2 separate regions of the Mus musculus genome follow, and region 2 is linked to region 1. A link is a loop called in an ENCODE intact Hi-C map of the cell type or tissue named here. Cell type or tissue: left cerebral cortex. All regions are shown on one strand. Links, peaks and the distances in the headings refer to the core of each region. The heading gives the core; the rest is flanking DNA.

The links. Hi-C counts contacts between places; a loop is a spot of excess contacts. Peaks named below come from ENCODE experiments on the same cell type or tissue, not always from the same donor. Only the 100,000 strongest peaks of a DNase experiment are listed, where the experiment ranks them.
Region 2: it touches region 1 in a loop (2.2-fold over the local background); 2 of 42 quality-filtered maps call a loop at or near these places.

The regions. Positions count from the first base shown.
Region 1 is chr1:43,970,817-43,981,540 of GRCm38, reverse strand. Tpp2 (tripeptidyl peptidase II) reads right to left here. Exons shown (of 29, transcript NM_001310540.1): 13 at 9,809-9,977; 14 at 8,854-9,011; 15 at 8,021-8,097; 16 at 6,019-6,125; 17 at 4,180-4,334; 18 at 3,012-3,128; 19 at 2,706-2,806; 20 at 1,137-1,233. Among named protein-coding and RNA genes, the nearest start is that of Tpp2, 42 kb to the right of the region's middle. In left cerebral cortex, for the core only: no CTCF peak of the experiment used is centred there; no DNase peak of the experiment used is centred there.
Region 2 is chr1:44,113,744-44,124,467 of GRCm38, reverse strand. It overlaps Poglut2 (protein O-glucosyltransferase 2), which reads left to right and starts at 5,695. Exons shown (of 10, transcript NM_023645.3): 1 at 5,695-6,150; 2 at 7,225-7,430; 3 at 9,569-9,774; 4 at 9,950-10,027. The coding sequence starts at 5,969. Bivm (basic, immunoglobulin-like variable motif containing) reads right to left here and starts at 4,500. Exons shown (of 10, transcript NM_144558.4): 1 at 4,194-4,500. In left cerebral cortex, for the core only: CTCF peaks have their summits at 4,513 (motif pointing right) and 5,691; DNase peaks (open chromatin) are centred at 3,107, 4,530, 5,075 and 5,578; H3K4me3 peaks cover 3,633 bases; H3K27ac peaks cover 2,137 bases.

The DNA of each region.
Region 1 (10,724 bases), core at 1,861-9,860:
ACACACACACACACACACACACACATTTCTAACAAATACATATAGTTCTAAAACAGTCTCATTACTTTATATAACTGGAATCTAACAATTTATTGAAATCTACCAGTATGTAACATTAAGACTAAAGTCACATTATGCTTTAATAAAGTAAGCATAAAATGAACTGAAATCTCATTGACTCTAAAACCCCCCTGGATCCAACATTTACAATGATCTCAAGTACTCTGACTATTAACTCTTTGCAAAGCATAATCAGGCCTGGGTGTTAAAAATGGAGACTTGTGTTATGGTCAAGAGGTGTAGTATCTCTCACATATGCTGAATACTTGATACCCAGCTGGTGATGTTGTGTTGTTTTGGAGATCACTGAAATTCTAGGAGGCAGGGCTTCATTGGAGGAAGTTGGTTGGCAGGGGCCATGCTCTAAATTTTTTTTTCTTGGTACCTTCTCTCTGTCCTTTGTCAACTGAGCTGAGTCTACTAAATGTTCATACTGCCATTGTATACTGTCTGGAGCCATTTGCCTATTTTTAAAAGCAGAGTAATAGTTTGCCTGTTTCTCTGAAGCAGAGAGAAAGAAAAAAAGAATAAAATAGTCTGCCTGCCAGACAGAGTCAAGGTGGGTCAGCATTTGTTGGCATATTTCCTGACCTACTGAGGCATGGAATGATAAGAGGTGGTACACTTGAGGCTCAAGTGAAGGGCTGAAGATTCTATTGACCTTAGTGGTAGGAACAGAAAGGCATTTGGATGGGAACAGAGGTCTTACTGCTGCTACTGTGGTACTGACCAGCAGTCCTCCTCTGTCTTCTTTCTGCCTTTCCTATCTTTAATCCTTGCTCTCTCCTCAGAGATTGTTCAACTTGTGCTGGTGAGCTCCGGTACAGTGTACTGCTGGACTACAAGCCCAGACACATAGAGCCCAGAGAGTACCCTCTGAAACAGTGTGGCAGAGTAGCAAGTCCTTCCTTTATGTTTTTCTTTCTTCCTGTTACCTGTCCTATCAACAAAAAAACCTCAATAAATTATGAATAAAAACGAAGCCTCAAAGACCAGTCACATCTTTCCAACTGTGATTTCATAGTACATAAGATGAGAATTTACTACACAGGTATATTTTACTAGAAAACACATACCTGATGAAAGCTGTATGTAAGGACCATCTCATAAAGCTGGCGATTATTTGGCAAAACATCTCTTGATCCTAAAGGTCTGGTTTTTGCATTTACTGGGCTGTAACAAGGCAACTGCATCACTGAATTAAGTCAAGACTTTTTGTTTTTGTTTTTTTGTTTCTCTGTATAGCCTTGGCTGTCCTGGAACTCACTCTGTAGACCAGGCTGGCCTCAAACTCAGAAATCCACCTGTCTCTACCTCCCAAGTACTGGGATTAAAGGCGTGCGCCACCACTGCCCAGCTAAGACTTCATTTAAAGAAAGCAGTTAAACATGCAAGGTGAAGACCACTTCTTAAACTGTCTTTTATAGTAAACTGTACAATCTTGCAATTATTAATATATAGTCTATATTAACTAAATTGCTACAATACTACAAAGACATGAACAGAAGTCTTAAAAATGTTACCACAGAGTTCTTAGCAGAACCAAATCTCAACTCTTGGGCGATGATTACTGTACTGGCTAGTTTTGTGTCAACTTGACACAGCTGGAGGTATCACAGAGAAAGGAGCTTCAGTTGAGGAAATACCTCCATGAGATCCAACTTTAAGGCATTTTCTCAATTAGTGATCAAGGGGAAAAGACCCTTGTGGGTGGGACCATCTCTGGGCTGGTAGTCTTGGGTTCTATAAGAGAGCAGGCTGAGCAAGCCAGGTGAGGCAAGCCAGTAAAGAACATCCCTCCATGGTCTCTGCATCAGCTCCTGCTTCCTGACCTGCTTGAGTTCCAGTCCTGATTTCCTTTGATGATGAACAGCAATGTGGAAATGTAAGCCGAATAAACCCTTTCCTCCCCAACTTGTTTCTTAGTCATGATGTTTGTGCAGGAATAGAGACCCTGACTAAGACAATTACCAAAAGAGTTAAAGAACATTTCTGATGTGTACACTCACTCATACTTGCTGGTGCTGGGCATGCGCGTGGCCTGGGCCACATCGTATGCAGGGTATAGCTAGTCCTTGTCCTAAGGAGATGACACTGCAAAGGTATCTGCAGCAGAACACCACCTTGGCAAACCCTGCTTCCGCAGGGCGCTTATGGCTCACACTCAGGACACAAATTTCTTTTATTGTCAAGGAGAGTTTCTGATTCTGAATTTTTCAAACAATGAAGAATGAATTCACAAAATAAAAATTTGACACTGTTAATTTGCTTTGTGTAATATCCGAGATTAAACTGAGGGTACTGCATATGGAAAGTGAACACTATTGTTAAGCAGTTCCTCAATCCTTTTTCTCAACTTTTTGAGTTATCCAGGTAGCCTTGAACTTGCTTTTCTCCTGCCTCAGTCTCAAATGCTAATGAAATGGCTAACATATAGGGACACTACTGATGATAGGATCAGTGAGGGTAGAAAGCAATACTGAACCATGTTTTGGAAACTCAAGAGGATTCCTAGACAGCAAAATAAAACTTTTTTTTTAAAATATACTATCACATAGATAAAAATTAGAAAAACAAACAAAAAGCAATTAAAAGAATTCTTGCATTAACATTTAACTTTTGTAGCTCTTAAAAAAATGAGATACCGTAGCGTTTGCACCCAGCTCTTCAAAGTTATGCAAGGAGCCAGATCTTCATACTTTAAAGAGGACTGAACATCAAAACGATTGATTCCTTCAGATGCATGCTACAAAACATATTTAAAAATTAATTTCTTGAATATTAATAGACAATATTTTATATATATGTTCATAAATGCAAGTTTTCAATATCCATGAATGAATATATTCAGATTTATAGATTAGTTTCTAATTAAGTTTTACATCTACCACAGAAGTCATTTTTCAAAACAAAAATGACACTAAAAATAATGAGAATGTTATAGCACTTACAATGTTTAACTGTGGTGCAGTACACACTATCCCATGGAATGATATGGTATAATCAATATTGACATCACTAAGACTTGCCCACCAACGAGCAATACAAAATTCAATTGCTTTTCCGCCCTGGAAATAAAAATGAGAATGTTAAAGAATGAATCTGTTTTCTAATTCTTCCTCATATCACCAAATATTACCTGTTTCAAAACAAAATTTTTATTTGTAGCAAGAAACAAAATATTTTATCATTATCTATTTATATTTACTTATTTATGCACATAGCACATTAGTAATAAAAAACCCTAGGACCCAATTTAAACATAATTAACATTCATAATGAGAAGAAATATTATAAAATTTATAAGGCATGCTCAATAGCCATGAGTATGTATCAATAAAGTTACAGTCATATCCTACTCTTAGGATCAATTTTAAAAGAGTATCCTAAGCTCTGTTGTACCAGTACATTTAAGGAGATGAATAAAGCTAACACCACCCCATTTCAAAGGAACAGAGACATGAGAGACATAATGTTACTAAAGGAACTGAAAGCACAAAGAAGCAAGCACGGCAAGCACAGCTGCGCATTCGCCTTCCATGAAGAAGGACTTATCATTCCAAACATGGGGAAAAGCAGAGACCTGACAACAATTCTGTCTGCAAATTAAACTACCTTATAGAGATTCTTAACAGTAGGACGTTGAGTAAGATAACAAGTGCCATGTAAATGAAGGTCCAAGATTAGAACATCTCTTTATCAGAAGTATCAGAATTAAAGAGAGATGAATATTCGATGGGGTACAATTCATCTACTTGCCCTGAATGCCCAGACCCCGAGTTCCACCATAGCACTTTAAGAAGAGGAGACTAGAGAAGGAAAATTCACTTCTGAAACACAGATCAGAGAGGGCATAGGATCCCTTGGAACTAGAGCTACAGATGGTTGTAAGCTGCCCAGTGGGTGCTGTGAGCTGACGCAGACTCCTCCACAAGGGCAGCAAGTACTCTTAAACCCTGAGCCTTCTCGCCAGCCTTGGATTTCAGTATTCTTCATTAAATTACCTATCATCCTACCTTATCTGACAGGCATGAAAAGAACCTGAATCTGTATCATGGTCTAGGCAAAACATAGAAATGTCTTGGGAGTGCTCTCGATTTTCTTGTTACATAAACTTACCAAAACAGGAAAAGCTTCAATAAGTGTTCCTTTTTCTGGAAGGGAACAAAACTTATAAAATTCATGACTTCGATATGCTCTCTGCTTCACAAGCTGTACTGCATGAAGAACAAATTTTGCCGATACCTCAGAAGAACATGAACACACGGTAACTTCTAAAATAAAGAAATTAAATTTTAAACTGGCAAGAATTAAAATGCTCATAAAATGGTTAATTATTAAAATTTCATCTGTCTAGGTGATAATAAAAATAGTATCTTCTTTATTATGTTTTAGATTTATTTATATTTTATATATGAGTTTGTATTCATGTATGTCTATACAACATGTGCATATCTGGTGCCTGCTGGAGGAACACTGGGAGCCTCTGTATGGGTGCTGAGAATCAAATCCAGGTCTCTCTGGAAGAGCAGCAAGTGCTCTTAACCATTCTTTTCTCCAATCCCTAAACTAGGATCTTCAAAGTAAAGCTGTAAGCTTTGTGAAGAAACAAAGAACAAAGTATGTGTATAGGTGATACAGAACTAAGAAATAATCCACTCTCAATGCTTACTGCAGGCATTAGGAAAGAACAAAACTGTTTCTGGATCTATACACAATTATAACCAGGACTTTGAAACAAACAAACCAACCAACCAACCCTTTTTCTTGTTTTAATTGGAAAACAAATTAATTCCCAATAAAAAGATTATAATTTTAGAAAACCTTATTTACCATGCCAAAATTGTCATCCCTGCTTACTCGTGTATGTATTCCTACTTCTTTCCCCGAAGTTTCACCATTTATTAGCTTTACTGTACTGCATGGCCAGATGTAAACCAAAGTCATGAGGAGGCAAGATTATTTAAGGAACACCTGCTCTAATTTAAGGGCATCAAAATAAGGTTTGGTTCATTTTGGTTTTTACAGACCAGGGAGCACAGAGGGGAAAATAACTATTTGCTACGAGGACGTATATATTTTGATAGTATTTTGAATGATGTGAAATAGAAGCCATCAGAACATTTGTAAGCTAACACTGAAATGATGTGACATGTTCATTCTATCCCATTCAATGTTTTATAACAATACCCACCATTCTCAAATTCTACATTTCTACATTCTTAAGATTATATTTACTGACTCATAACTAACAAAGTGTTTTTCTTTTTCTTTTTGTAATTAAAGAAAACAGACTCTGGGTAAACTGCAAGGGCTAGGCAGAAACAAGAAACTTCTATGGGTAGGAGTTTTACTCTTTAGTACTACTAGTAATGAATTTATCAGAGCCCTGAGCTATAGAACCCCAATAGGCTTTATGTAAATACTGCAGCACAGGAAGCTCCACAACTTGACCATAAAATAGCCTATAATGACAACTCACAATTATAGCTGTAAATAGCTTTCTGTCACTGAATACACCGAACTGTTAAGAGTGAAGTACACCAAACTGTTAAAGAGTACGGAGATTAATTTAACACAGACGAAACACTTTATGATTGTCTATTCTTACAGATGAGGGTAAGCAGTATCAGTTAAGATAGAAAGTCAGCTATGTAAAACTAGGTATTCCAAGTTAAGTAGTAGTCTATACCGGAGCCCAGACTCATTCCCTAAAGTGGTGTCTTCCCACTTCATTCTACCTCTTTCTCAACAAGTCGGTCAGTTTTGGTAAGGTATTCTATAGAAAAACCCTCTAGAAGCAGCCCTCCTAAGGGCCTAGCATAGACATAGATATACAAAGAGTAATTCCTGAGAACTCTTAGCAGGAAATCAACACAGCAATAGCACATCACCACCAGTTTACAAATTCTCTAACAGATTTAAAAAATAAAAAGATAAGAAACAAATTTTACTTACCAGCCCAGGTTGCCCCTTCAGGAACCTCAACAAAATGTCTTCGAATCTGACCAGGTTTAAAATGTACATCTGTAAAGGCTAGATCATAATGTGATGACTCATTTACTCTGAAAATTAAAAAAAAAAAAATTAAACATGATACTCTAAAAATAAAACTCTATATAAACAATACACTCATCAACACTCTAGATGTTATCCAACAGAGGCAAGTGAAGAGTTTGCTAGAAATAAACCCTGGACAATACTCCCTCATTCTGTACCACAGCAGTAGATATAACCTCTGACAGCAGCACACAGATGATCTACTCACCTATTTTTATACATTGTAACAGAAACAGTAAAAAGCTTATGCTGTCTCCTGTTAAAGGAATTTTACAAAATTCAAAGACTCTCAACTCTGATTTCTAAAAAATAAAAATTTTCTGAGACAGGGTTTCTGATGTATCCCCTGGCTGACCTGGATCTCCCTTTGTAAACCAGGCTGGCCTCAAATTCCCAGGAGATATGCCTACCTCTGCCTCCCAAGTTCTGGGATTAAAGGTATGCACCACCACACCCAGCTATGATTTTTGAATGTTAAAATCACACTATATTTTGTGTCAGCAATAGTCTTACAGATGTATGAGTAAAACATAATAAATTGAATCCCCACATGAAGTTTCAAAATGCTCCAAACTACTTCCATAAGCAATCAAAGAAATGTAAACATCAAATGGGTAACTATGTGCTATGGAAATAAAATGCGGGTTGCAATTACATTGTCTTTAATTTTACAAATAAGCAATGGATACCTACTGTGTATGAGGTACTGTTATTTGTAGCTAGAAATATTCCAATGAGTAAAAAACAACCCTTTCTTTGCTCTATAACAACTGGTAGGGAAAGAAAAAACATTTAATATAGCAAGCTCCATAAAAGAATTGTTACAGAAAAATAGAAGAATGGTTTGGATCCTAAGAGTGAGCCTGCAGATGGTTGAAAAGTCTTGTCCAAATTCCCACTGAACTTACACAAAACATGTAACAGAGAATTTAACTGTGATGTAAATTTCCCATGTGCATGGATATTTTAATCTCATCAATTTTATCCTGTAGGCCTCATTGGCTGAGGCCTATTACATAATTAATATTTAACTCAAATAACCCCCACCAAAGGTATTAATTTAGAATGTGTAAATACAGCTTGCAATCAAATGATATATATTATATTAAAAAACAAATTGGAACACATTAGCTGAAGCCTGTCCAGGAGCTTGTAAAAAGTGTTAGAGTGAGGAAGGAAGGAAATCCCCACACGGAGAATGCCCAGAAGTAAGTCTGGCTATTTAACATACGAGCAAACGAGGCAAAGGAACAAATGCATAAATACTGAGGAAACCATTGAGTGTCAAGAGAGGGAGATAGCTAAAAATGTGTACTTTGGTATACTCAGTGATAGGAAGCCACCTGAGATGTTAATTCTAAGTTGTTCTTGTGGGCTTTTTAAAGGAATGAAACCGGATCTTTAAGGAACACTGCTGGTGTGTTTGAAGCAGGAAGTTAATACACCAAAGTAAACTCCCCGATTCCAGGATGCTTGAGATGGAAAGAATAAGGCTGGAAATAGAAAGCAACTAGAAGCATCAGGGCAGCAGAATCACAGACACGGGAAGGTAAGCGGGGCGCAAAGGACGAGGATGAAGAATCCCTGAGTAAGTGAGGAAAGAGGTACAATGAAGGCAGAAATAGCCTCTCAACAGGGCAATATGGAGTCAGTGGTAGGATGGGCAAAGACATTTCAATAGAAGGTGGGCAGATGCCAGATACCCTCAACTAATAATTAATAGAAAGCATTGCTAACTATATGCCAACTAGGATGCTAGCTAGAAGCAGAAACTGGTTACCTGCTTCTGTCTTAATATTTCTAGTTACTTGCTTCTAAGCAATCCTCCAAAAATCAATACTGTATTACAATATAGGCATTAACAATGTATACATAATAATAAACTAAACATCTTACTTACTTTGCTGCTATAACTGCAGTGATTGGAACTCTGAATAAAGGACCTGCATTGGGGGATGCTATATCATAGCCACATACCTTGAAGAAAGAATGGTAAGTTTCAACACCCATGAAAAAAGTTGCAAAACATAAGTAAAAGGTGTAATGTAAGCATAGAATAATCTAGTCTTAAAATTTAAAGATCTAGCAGGTAAGTTAATACTAGATTACTGACATTAATTCATATAACAACCCAAAGCAAATAGCAACCAAATAGCAAATCATGACTGAGATGAACAGGTAACAAGGTATCAAGTTTAAAAAAATATAAAGATTAGCTATATGACACTATTCTGTGTTTATTTACAACTGTCAGGTTTAACAAATGTTTCCTCTAAATAGTAAAGCTAACTACAGCACAAGTTTAGCTACACTGCATAATTAACAAAGTACAGAGGCCTGATCAAAAAGGCTTTGCGTAGCCAGGCGTGGTGGCGCATGCCTTTAGTCCCAGCACTCGGGAGGCAGAGGCAGGCAGATTTCTGAATTTGTGGCCAGCCTGGTCTATAAAGTGAGTTCTAGGGACAGCCAGAGCTATACAGAGAAACCCTGTCTCGAAAAACCAAAAAAAAAAAAAAAAAAAAAAAAAGGCTTTGCTATTTCTATCTCCCTCAGCCTTCTTCACAGAAGAATGCAACACTATATAACTAACTGCTTAAATGGATACAGAAAAGTTAGAAAATCTAGTAAGTGAAAAGGTTAGATTTTTAATGAGAGAAAACACATCAGAGATTATTTACTTTCACCTTCTCAAACATTTCAAAGAGAAAAGAAAAACAATAGATGTTACAATACCTCTGTATAATGTAACCCTTCTCTTAAGCCCCTGGGGTCCACACGTATGTTTATGTGCCGACACTGATTCATGAGTTCCAAATGGCTGGGACACTGAACCCAAGATGAATTTGAAGTTAAAGCTAAATGAAGCTGAAAGGATATTTTTTCAGAGTTTTCTGGCATTAAAAAAAAAAAAATTAAGACTCAGCATTTCCTCTTTTTCTAGTTTGGTCAACTGTATAATACATTAGATAGGATACCAAAATTATAACTTAAATAAAAATGCAGAATCTTCTTGTGATTCACACATATTTTCATCCATCACTGCTAAGCCTTATAAACAGTTTAGTGGACCTTTTGTATCATTGCACGTAGAGATCAAGCAGCTGACTAAAATAAACTGCCAGATACAAAACAACAGTTCCTCACCAACTCACAGCTGTGTTTACTTCCCACACTCACCTAAAGCTCTGCCTTCTATCCAAGGAATGAGATATGGAAAGAAAATAAACTATAATTTTATTATAGGCTTAATAAATTATGGGCCACTGAAGGCCGGGGCCCACTCTTTTCCTTCATTGTCAAGATCCTGAATGAACTGCCATGGTACTGGGGTCTCTAATAAATATTTTCCACCAAATCTATTAAATTTTAAAATAATCACTTGTTAATTTGTATTTTCTCCTAAGAACAGTGAGTGGTTTGGGTCATGACAAATCTTTCAGTGACTGCCTAAGACCATCAGAAAACACAGATATTTACATTACAATTCATAACTAACAAAATTATAGTTATAATTTTATGGTTGGGAGTCACCACAACATGAGGAATTGTATTAAAGGGTAACAGTATTAGGAAGGTGGGTAAACATTACTTTAGACATCAGACAAGCAAAGCAGCATTCTTCTTTTATTTACCATTCATTTAAGCCACAAATACAAATGCTTCTGCTTACTGCCACCCTAGTACTTACCTGTGTTCTCTGGAAATACAGGCTCAATGCCAACACCATGATCTGAAGGAGCAGCCACCTGGACAGGATCTCGGAGGTAGATACCACGGTTATTTCCAACAGTAACTGTAAAACCTAATCTGTTAGCAAATGATGTATTTTGAATGAGGTAGTCATAAGCTTTGTCAACCTAAAAGAATATAAATGGTAGCATGTAAATGGCTAGGTAAAGAAAATATTTTATTACAAATTATGCATCAGTCTTAATTAATCTGGACCCCCGAGATCTTTCAAACACTGGACCACCAAACAGGTAGCATACACCAGCTTATATGAGGCCCCCAACACACATTCAATAGAGGACTTCCGAGTCTGTGTTCAAACAGAGATGATACACCTAACAACCCTCAAGAGACTGCAGGCCCCAGGGAGTTTAGAGGTCAGGTGGGGTGGAGGGTGGGGTCATCCACGTGGAGACAGGGTGTGGTCAGGAGGTGTGGAATGTGAAGCAGTTGAAGGGTGGTAGGGGAGGGGCAGGAAATGGAATATGGAGTGTAAAAAATGAATTACAAATAAAATTAAATTAAAACCAACAAATTATGCATCAATTAAATTTTAGCTGTAGCAAAGCTAATCTCTATATTCATTTCTCTAAAATAAATCAATAACACAGTTAAGATGGCAAATCAGCTGGGTAGTGGTAGCCCATGCCTTTAATCCCAGCATGTGGGAGACAGGGAGATCTCTATGTTTTGAAGCCAACCTGGGCTACAGAGCTAGTTCCAGGACAACCAGGGCTACAAAGAAACCTTGTCTCAAAAAACCAACAACAACAACAACAACAAAAACCAAAGGGGGGTGGGGTGGGGAGGGAAAGAGAAAGGAAAGGAAAAGTAAATTTGTGCTTTTAAAGAAAATACCATTCTGAAATTTAATT
Region 2 (10,724 bases), core at 888-8,887, 140 kb before region 1:
CAAGGTTTTTTCTCCTGGGTGATTCCACTCCCTGTTAGCAGCTTTCCTTGACAGGTATTCCACAGCTCTGCAATCTCGAACATCTTAGGGTATCCAAGGCCACTTCAACATTACAGCTTCTCTTTCCAATGTCTGGGATCCACACATGATCTTCTGGACTCCTTCAAAGGGCTTGGGTCATATCTCCAGCTCTGCTCTCTGTAGCACTCTAGGCTCTGGTTGACTCTACTCCACTGCTGCTGCTGTTCTTGGTGATCATCCCCATGGTAGTGGCATCTCCAATACCCTGGGGTCTTCCACTGCAACTAGGATTCACCAATAGCCTCTCGTAGGCTCTCTTCATGGAGTCAAGCCTCAACTTCTTTGCATGGCCCCTTCAGTCCTGGGCCATCAACTACAACTAATGCTGCACCTTCACCAGTGGCTTCCCATGGCCTCTCACAGCAGCCTCGGCTGCTCTCCATGACTCCTCCATACCTTCAAAACCAGTACAACTTGGGTGGTTCTTACACACTACCAAGTCCAGCTGCAGCACGAGGGACAACATTGGCTATCTCTGGAACACAGCTTCTTTGTGCTCTCAGAAAACGCCAGATTACACCTCAGTGATACCGGTCTCTTCTTAATCATCACTAATGTCTTAGCTCCAGCTAACGAGCATCAATTGTTCCAGTAGTCCCTTCTATTCTGGACTCTAAAGCCAGAGCCACATGGTCAAAGCTGCTGAGTTCTGCTGCATGCTGGGATTAGAACATGGCCCCCTTCCCCCCCTCCCCCCATATTCTATTACCAGCTTTTTGTTTTCCAACTCCTTCACTTCCTAAGCTTGGCTGTCCTGGAACTTGTTCTGTAGATTGATTTTGAACTCAGAGATGTCTCCTGAAATTAAAGGTATATGCCACCATGCCTGCACTTAAGATTTTCTTCACCTAGAACTTGCTCTGTCCTAGGCTGGCCTTAAACTCAGAGACCTGCTTGCCTTGACTCCTGGGATTAAAGGCTTGTATACTACCATGCCTGGACCTAAATTTAGCTGGATGGACTCTTGCCTCAAAGTCACCACCCCATTAATTCAATTTAATATCCATGAACACAGGATTCAGCTCCATTTCACTTCCTGGTGCCCCTTTTAATACTGCAACCATATATTTTATATTATTCCTTTCTCAGCTTGCTTCTTTTCATTAAAACAGTCTTTGTAAGAGAGAAGTTTAGTAACCACTCAACAGAATTTATATCAGGATGTCTTGAGATTTCCTTTAACAAAGGAATTAATCTAAATCTCTTCACCTTAGCCTCCGGTAGACTCTTCAGACAAGGGCAAAAAAGCAGCCACATTCTTCACCAAAATATTATGGCTACATATTAAAATTCTTCTCTGAAACCTCTAGAGCCAGGCTTCCACAGTTCAAATCACCTTCACCAACCACCAAATGCAGGGCGAGATCTGCCTTTCCAGGCTCCAGTGACCGCGCAGTGCATGAGAGACTAAACCCATCCATTATTAATCTCTCTCCTCATCAGAAATGAAAATAATCACAGATTATGATTTGTTTAATAACCATTATAAAAGAATTGAATGGCACAAGCCTGTCTGAGTCTCTAACGAACAGATGTGATGATAAACCGGAATCTCCAGTATCTTCTGAATGGAAGGGGTGAAGGCACTTTCACCATTATGGAATCTAAGGGGAAACAGTCCTAGGAAGGAACTCCTATCTGTGCAGAGTGAGCTCCCCTTATGAGATGCACCTTCTCACAACTTCCCGTCCGCTTTTTTCTCATCTTCAGTTAACAGTGGCTCACAGGATGCAAGTACATTATCACCAAAGCTGGCATCTGCAGTGCTTTCCTTTCAAATACTGTTTGGTAAAAAGGTCTTAGTGTGTGTACAAGTAGTGTCTGAGCTCTCTCCTTTGTCCTCATTCTGTGTGCGGTGTGATGGTGACAGTGGAAGAAGACTCAAAGGATGTACAGTGCATGAGGCTTGCAGACCACACTGCTTCCTTTCCTCTGAGCACTGAGTTTCTCCACTTCTCCATTGCCCACTTCCTGTCTGTGATGCTCACGTTCTTCTTTAAAAGCTGTGTGGTAGAGGGGTATAATGTGTCTGTGGTTGGGTGTGGAACGATAGGAAACAACAGATGGTCAGCTGGGGCAGTGGGAAAGCTTGATTCAGTACATCCCAGGCACCCCAGGCTCTACCTTTTGTAGATCACAACCCGACATTAACCTTACCTTGCCATCACTGCCTCGCTCACCTTGAATATAATTTTGCCTATGGGACTAGTACAATGTACCAGAGTTTGATGGTTTTATGCTCATTTGGAACATATGGAAAGAAAAAAAGTATGGTCAAAATAGAACGTGGTAGCCCATTTCTGTAATTCCAAGACTCAAGATGCAGATACAAGAGAGCTGCTGCAAGATCTACTCTAGACTAAACTACACAGCTACTTCTGATCTAGCCCAGTACACACCGGGCAAGACCCTAGCTCAAATAACCAAAGCTAACCAAATAACATTGCCAAGGGAAACAGGTTCATTTATGAATGAAAAAATACAATGGAAATTGCTAGGAGATGAAGCTGTTAAGAGTAAAACACTTGATTTATAAAACATGCAACCATCTGGTTTTGGATTGTATGCTTTAAGCAATGGTCACTGAATAAAAATAATCTCTTTGCTCTCATTTTATCTTAAAAAAAAACAAACAAACCTGCCATCTACCTGAAGATTTTACATAGTTGTCACTGAAAATGAAAGATATCAACATTTCCTCATTTGAACCACTGTTTTATGTGAATATCTCTGAAAATACATATATTTATAGGTTTGATGACACAAAGTATATTGTAGAAAATTATGAAATATCAGAAGATATTCACAGAAAATGAAAAAGAATGACCCAGAACCCATGCTGGCACTCTACTTCTTTGCATCCCGTGACTGATCTGCATCTCCACCCTTTGTAGTTAAACTCTGAAGGGCTTCTGCTATGGTATCCTTAGGACTTCACTCAGAGCCTGCTTTCTTAGAATGAAGAAAGCCACAACTACTGGAAACAAGACCATTACAGGCATAGATTATTCTAGTAAGATGCAATGGTAGTCTCAGGGAAAACGGAGTTATGAAGGCTGATTGATTGTCCAGCACTGTATCTGCAGCTATCTGGGGTTTATATCTGCTTTTATCTTTATGCTTATAACTTCATGCCACCCACCCTTTGAGCTGTTCTTTCTAGTCTGATCCCTGCATAGACATCAAAGAGTAAAGTCTGCTACATATATATCCTCATAGAAATTTTCTGCCTAAGGCCCTCAGCTATTGAAGCAAAAGATCAACTCCTTACCCTACATACCTTCTTCTGTCCTTCCACATTACTTTTTGGTTTTCTGAATGTTGTCTTCCTGTAGCCCCTTACTAATTATTCATTCTCATCCATCTTTCAAAGTTATACTCAAATGTCACTTTCTGAAGAACTTTTTTTTTTTTTTTGCTGTTCTAACTAGGCCAGATACCCTATCCATAGTGAGGAACTTTTCTTTCTAGAATATGATTAAGCTTTCTAAATGTGTGTGTGTGTGTGTGTGTGTGTGTGTGTGTGTGTACACAAATGGTTAACTCCTGAAAGTCTAGTTTTCCTGAAATTGCATCTCCAGGCCTAGTCTTGTAGAAGCCAGGTCTAACAAACATTTTTAGGTGTCTACAATGCACTAGGCATTATTGAAATTGTTCTCCCTCGTTTTGATTAACATATTAGGACTTGCGGAATACCACTCAATTTATTCACAGTATCTCATAAGCAATATAAACCCCAAGCTTCTAGGACGGCACTAGAGGAATGACTTATGAAAGTCTTTGGAATGAACAATTCTGTCAAATAAACATACTGTTTGCAAAACCGATATCGATTGCCTGAGTTTATTCTTTTCCATTTATGTGCCTTTCGTGTCTACATGCTGAAGTATCACATTCAGTAGAGAGCTAGACATCCAATAAAATCTCAGTAAAGCCTTCCACATATCACAAACAGTATAATCAATATTCTGCATAGAAAGCAACTGAGACCCAGAAAAGTGTTTTGCTGAGGATTGATAAGAGCTGCTAAGACAGCAGCCAGGTGCCCCCCCCGCCCCCCTTTTCTATCAGCGCCCTTGCCTAGACTACCAGACCAGACCTGGGAGGCCTACCTGTGAGTATGAGATTCATGCAGCACATGATGCCCTCTGGAGTTCAGACTCTGAGGAGCCAGGAGACTTCCCACTGCCCCCTCTTTGAGGCTCCGAAGCACCTGAAGGTGACAAAGGTGCAGGTGGAGGAGAACCGGGAGAGCAGGGATGTTGCAAGTGCAACTGCTGCAGCGCTACTGTGCCGGGTTCCCACTACTGTCCTGCGGTGGCCAACCCAGTGCCAGGCGTCCCTAGTCCCCACTGGCCAAGACCAGATCTAAAGCCTTGTAACCTCCTCCCGGCCTGCTCCCTCACTCCCAGCCGGAAGAAAAGGCTCGCCAGGAGGGGGAGCGCGCAGGCCTGAAGGGGGCCGCTTCCTACGCGCTAGGGACTGGAGAGGCTGGTGGCACGCAGACAGTGACAGCCTGAGAGCTGGGAGGGGAGGCCGCGATGAATGATTATATCACCAATAATAACAATAGCGGGGGGGGGGGGGGGGCAGGGGGAAAAAGAATCCCCTTGCCTTGGCTCACAACCAGGCCGTCTATGTTTTCCACGCCCCTTACCCCGTGGAGGGAGGACAAAGCCTGCTACTCCTCTTGACCTCACTGGCCGAGAAGCGAGGGTGCAAAGAGAGGATGGCCACTGCAGGCCGGGTGCCTGGGATCCGCTAGCGCAGCGTGGAGACCCGCTCCTGAAGAGAGTACAGGGATACCCACGGATGCACCCCCCTCAGGCCGAGCTTTCTTCTGGTGATTTCTATCCCTTACATCTCTCCTCAGAGACTCAGCTCGACCCAGATCCTTCCAGGGGCGCGGCGGGGTGGGGGTGGGGGTGGGGGTTGTCCTGCAACGAGGCAGTGACGGCGCTACGGAGAGGCGGAGCGCACCGCAGTGCCTGGGCTAGGCCCTCCGCTGGGGAATACCTCTGTTCCTGTTGGGTCCCGGAACTCTGGTGCTGGAAGGCAACACCAGATCTGCATCCTCAAGTCTCCTACCCAAGGCCCAGAATCTTTCGTCCCATTGAGCGCACAAGAATAGCACCGAGTGACTGGGTATCATTGATAACACCTAGCCTCCCTTTCAGCGTTTACTATATACCTGCCATTTGCGGTGGATACCTTGAACAAAATATAAGTTGGGAAATCTTTGCTGTGACTCCAGACATGCTAGTTGCGCAACTGTAGTATTTAAGGTTGCCAGAAAGCCGTGCTCCAAAGTTGAAAAAAGAAGTAGAAAGGAAGGTAGGGGGGGAGAAAGGAGGAGGGAGAGTGAGGGACGGAGGGAAGGGACGAAAGTAGTTGGGGGTGAACTCCTGGCAGGATTTCCGCTAGTCCTATGGCGGACTACATATCCCAGGAAGCTAAGGGGCCCGGGACGCGTTTTCCACTCTGACCCACTCATCCACTAGCAGAAGACTTTACTAAGACTGGTCACAGCGCAGGCCAATCCTTCTCCTCTCACCTTGGCTAGAACTTGCGACGGATTCGTTCCCAAAGTGATGCTCTAGTGGCAAGAGTAACACAAGTTTGTCATTGTCCGGAGAAAGTGGAGCCTGCGGTTCTTAACCAGGTTCAGCAGAACGTGTGGCATCCTTCTCCTGGACATGCCACCGCTCGGGTTGTGACATTCTTGGGCACAGCATAGTCCCACGCGCGGACCCCGCACGTCAAGCGACACTTTAGGGACTTTGACTGCTGCTAGGACTGACCACCGTCCTCCTACCTACCCAGGCTAGCTCCGTCCACTTAGCACGTTTGCATTTATTCGTGGATCTTCCAAGACTCGGTCTTGTAAATGTTCAGCATTTCGCTGCTTTCCTGCCTTTTTCTGGGGACTGTGCCAGCACTTGCCCAGACCGGCGGAGAGAGGAGGCTGAGCCCAGAGAAGAGCGAAATATGGGGACCCGGGCTAAAAGCACACGTGGTCCTTCCTGCCCGCTATTTCTACATTCGGGCGGTGGATACCTCAGGGGAACAGTAAGTGGAGAAATGACTCCTCAACTATTTGAGATCGCGGTTTAAAATAACTCGAGGGGTTTTTGTTCCTGTTGTTTATTTTGGTTTTGTCCTTCATCTTTATATGCCCCGACTCGTCTTTACTGCTGTCCATTTACATTCCAGAATTCTCGAGTGCTGTCTACATCTGGTTATAATAGACTTTTCCTTCAAAATCAACTTTTCTCTGTGACTTAATAATTCTGAAATATGTATAGTGTAAATAATATTGCTAAAATAACAGCTCTCTTCTTGGCTGTTTAGATGGGAATTGAGGCTAAACAAATCTCCGTTATTTTTAAATGGGAAAACTAAACACTAGAAACTAAATGCATTCAAAATGCAGGAATATTCAGTCCAAAACACTTGTGTTACTAACATGATGACCAGTTATTTTGATTTCCCCCATAACTAAACATAATTTAGAGTACTGGTATATTTGTTAGACTTTTATTAGTAGTAATATTTTAATTACATGATGTGGGTAGGGTGTATACTCACACCCAAGTGCTGGAGGAAGCCAGAAGAGGGCCTTGAATCTCCTTGAGCTGAAACTGCAGATAGTTGTGAGCCTTAAGGACAATGGATACTAGGAACTGAACTAAGTCTTTTACATAATGGTAAATGCTCTAAACCATTCAGCTATCTCCCTAGCCCCACAGTACTGGATTGTATTTTAAGCCATTAAGAACAATTTTTCAAATAAGGTCATCCTTGAAGTAAACATGTTACAAATGACAAATTGCCAGCTGTGTTGGTTATGAATTAATAATAGTACACTGATAGTGCTCTGTTTGGTATGCTAAATAGATTGCTAGTCTTAAGTGTTATCTCCTGGCAACTATCTAATGAAATTATTTTATGTTATTATTGTTTTCTTTTTTATCTTTGTTCTATCATATTGGTTCTGGTCCTAAAAGCCTAAGAGAGTAATCGAACAACAATATCTTAAAATCAGGATAAAGCAGAAGGTCCAACCTTTACACATTAAAGAGAATAAGTAGCGTGCATTTGATCTTAAAAATAACCCTCATCTCTCATTGTTTTCCATAACAGGTTTACATCTTCTCCAGGTGAAAAGGTGTTCCAGGTTAAAATCTCAGCACCCGATGAGCAGTTCACGAGAGTTGGTGTCCAGGTTTTAGATCGAAAGGACGGTTCCTTCATAGTAAGATACAGAATGTATGCCAGCTACAGAAATCTGAAGATAGAGGTTAAACACCATGGGCAACATGTTGCCGAGTCTCCTTATGTTTTAAGAGGTATTTTGAAACAAAAATTTATGGTAGGATTTGTATACAAAAAGGCATGTCATTCCATCAATAAGAATTCTATCAAAAACTTAGCATACTTTTTTCACTAAATGGAAAAAAAAACTAGATGTTTTTCTAATTGAAAACTAAATTAGGCAACTTGGCAAAAGAGAGATATTGATTATTTACATGGGGATTATAATTCACTAAAGACCAAGAAACATTACTAGAAAAGTTGCTCCTTGAGGACACACCTGTGAGAATAATCAACTTAAAAAGCTAGAGAGAAAAAAAAAAAAAAAAAAAAAAAAGCTAGAGAGATGGCTCGGCAGTGAAAAGCACTTGCAAAGGACCAAGTCTGGATCCAGCCCCCATGTGAGGAGGCTCAGAGCCGCTTGGCGCTCCAGTTTCATGGAAGAGGATATCTATATTACACAGGCACCTGCATTCATGCGTGCATAAGCAGATACACACACACATAATGTAGAATAAGAAATGTTTAGCCACTAGGGAGGTTTTTAATTCATAATTTACAACAAGGTTTTAATAAACCATTTGGAACACAGCTTACAATAAGATATGACATATACATATGTGTATAAAATAATTTCATATGTATGTGCACATATGAAATTGAAACGGTCTCAAAAAAATCATACTTAATCATGATTACCATCTGTTGTACTACTTCAGACTTCTTATTTATTTTGTGTTCATGTTTGTGTAAATCTTAGGATTAAAAAAGAATTTCCAGGGCTGAAGCGATGGCTCAGTGATTAAGAACACTGGCTGCTTTTCCAAAGGACCTGAGTTTGGTTCCCAGCACCCACATTACAATTCAAGACTGACTGTAACTCCTGACTGAATAATCAAGTTAAATATGTAGTCATAGGTAATTCTTGAAGGAATGATCTACTTAAGTAACTTATACTCATCACTAAGATTGCCAGGTGGGGTGGCACATGCCTGTAATCCCAGTGCTCTGAGGAGGGTGAGAAGCAGGTTACCTCTAAGAGTTTGAGGCCAGCCTAGTCTTATGGTGTACATTCCAGGCCAGCCAGATGGCTTGGAGCAGAAAAAGGGATTAACTATTGCTTTAGTTGTCATTGTCATGCCACTATGACAAAGACATTCTCTGCTGTTTTCCCCCATAGGGATGAGAAGAGAATTTTATAATAAAAAAACAACACTTTCCCCTTTTTATGGGGATATAGGACCACAAGAAAATTACGAATTTTTTTTAACTGTATAAATTATTTCACATTCTACTGGGACTCCTTGGTATAGTCCAGCTGACAAAGTATTAAAATGTACATAAATTCCATTGTCATCTATTGACTGAATCAGGTTGGAATCTGAAGATATCTGAAAGGAATAACACAGTTCCACTTCCAATTCTTATGTTATGCGAGCATTATTTTTATAAATGTATAATTCATTCATCTTGACATTAATGAGATAACACGTTTATAGGATTACCTTTGCTTCATTATATTTCTTTCTCTAAAAAAAAGAAAAGAAGGAAGGAAGAAAAACAAGGTTGGAGTCCTTTGTTTTCTCTGTTTTACTGGCAATGGTTTTTTTATTGAGAACAGTACTTTATATTTTTTATTTTGAGCCTAGCCTTTAGTAGCTGAGACATCTCTCTAGCCCACAGACACCCAAAGAAGTTGTTTTTATAATAAACTGGTAAAATAGTAATTCATATCACTTTTATCCTTCAAGACATATATTTATAAATACATATGTATTCCTATAGTGAGGGTATTTGGCACATTTGCAGGTATCACAGAGGCTTTTGGGTCCATTATGCCTGAAATTATAGATCATTATAGGTCCTAGACACATAACTCCAGTTCTCTGCCAGAGCAACAAGTACTCTTAACTGCCAAGCTATATCTCCAGTCCCATGATGATTATGTGAAGTATAAAGACAAATGAATTACATCTACATAGAGCATGTATACCACCCATTGACTTGATTTTCACCTATGCAAAGAGGGCCAGATTGGAAAAATATAGGGAGAAGAGCTGTGGCGACTTGACTAGCTAGAAAGTTGATAGTTCATGGAAGATTTCTTTATTGTGATTCAGGTGTTAAGTGAGATGTTCACCGCTGTGTTATACTGCTGTCTATCTGTAAATAGGACCAGTTTACCATGAGAACTGTGACTGTCCTTTGGAAGACAGTGCAGCCTGGCTACGGGAGATGAACTGTTCGGAAACAATCTCTCAGATTCAGAAAGATCTGGCACATTTCCCTACTGTTGATCCTGAAAAGATTGCAGCAGAAATCCCAAAACGATTTGGGCAGAGGCAAAGCCTGTGTCACTATACCTTAAAGGACAATAAGGTATAATATGATTGAGGTTTGCTTGTTCTCTGGACTCTGTAATATCTTGACCTTTTGATTATATCTGGCTACTTTTTTTAAACATCATTCTAGGTACATATTTTGACAAGCCTTTTTTTTTCCATATCTGCCAGTCCCTTTGCACACATGTAGTAAATGTCAAATTCTCTTCTAGGTTTATATCAAGACTCATGGTGAGCACGTTGGCTTTAGGATTTTCATGGATGCAATACTACTTTCATTGACTAGAAAGGTTAGTATATTTTCTCTGCATTATGATAGCAATGTCAATCTAGGTTTTATAATTTAGTTTTTCAAAACATTGTTAACATCAATATAAAGTGTTCTATTCTGGTGCCTTCTATATTTGCTATTCTAAAGTTTATTTTTTTCCTAATATATGTATTAGATACTAAGGACAGCTATATATAGTACCTTTAAAAAGCAGAGGATGGCTCTGGAGACCACTAATGAAAAATCAAAGTGTTGAAAGGGCCACACTCCTCAGATTCTGGCTACTTGTGGTGCTATATTCTGGGCGCTCCTTTGTTCATAGTTTTGTCAGTCTAATCTCTACCTCTTGTCACATGGCCTCCTGCCCTCAAGAATCTGAGTCACTGGGTCTCCTCCTGTCCCCTTCCCTTTCTTCTCCCAAAGATGCCAATCATATTGGATTGACAATCCCATCCCACATACTTGTGTGGCCTCATCTTAACTAATTACATCAGCAATGACTGGTTTCTGAATAAGGTAACTCTAAGACACTGGGATTTAGGACTGGCATATACATCTTTGAGGGGCAGGGGGGGAAATAAGTCAATCTATAGCAATGGTACACATAGAAAGAAAATGCCTCTGCCTCATTAACAGGAACCCAGGGCTAAAGCCCCAAGTGCTATATTTCCCAGAACCACTCCCTCCCTCCCTCTCTCCACCCTCTTCTCTCTCCA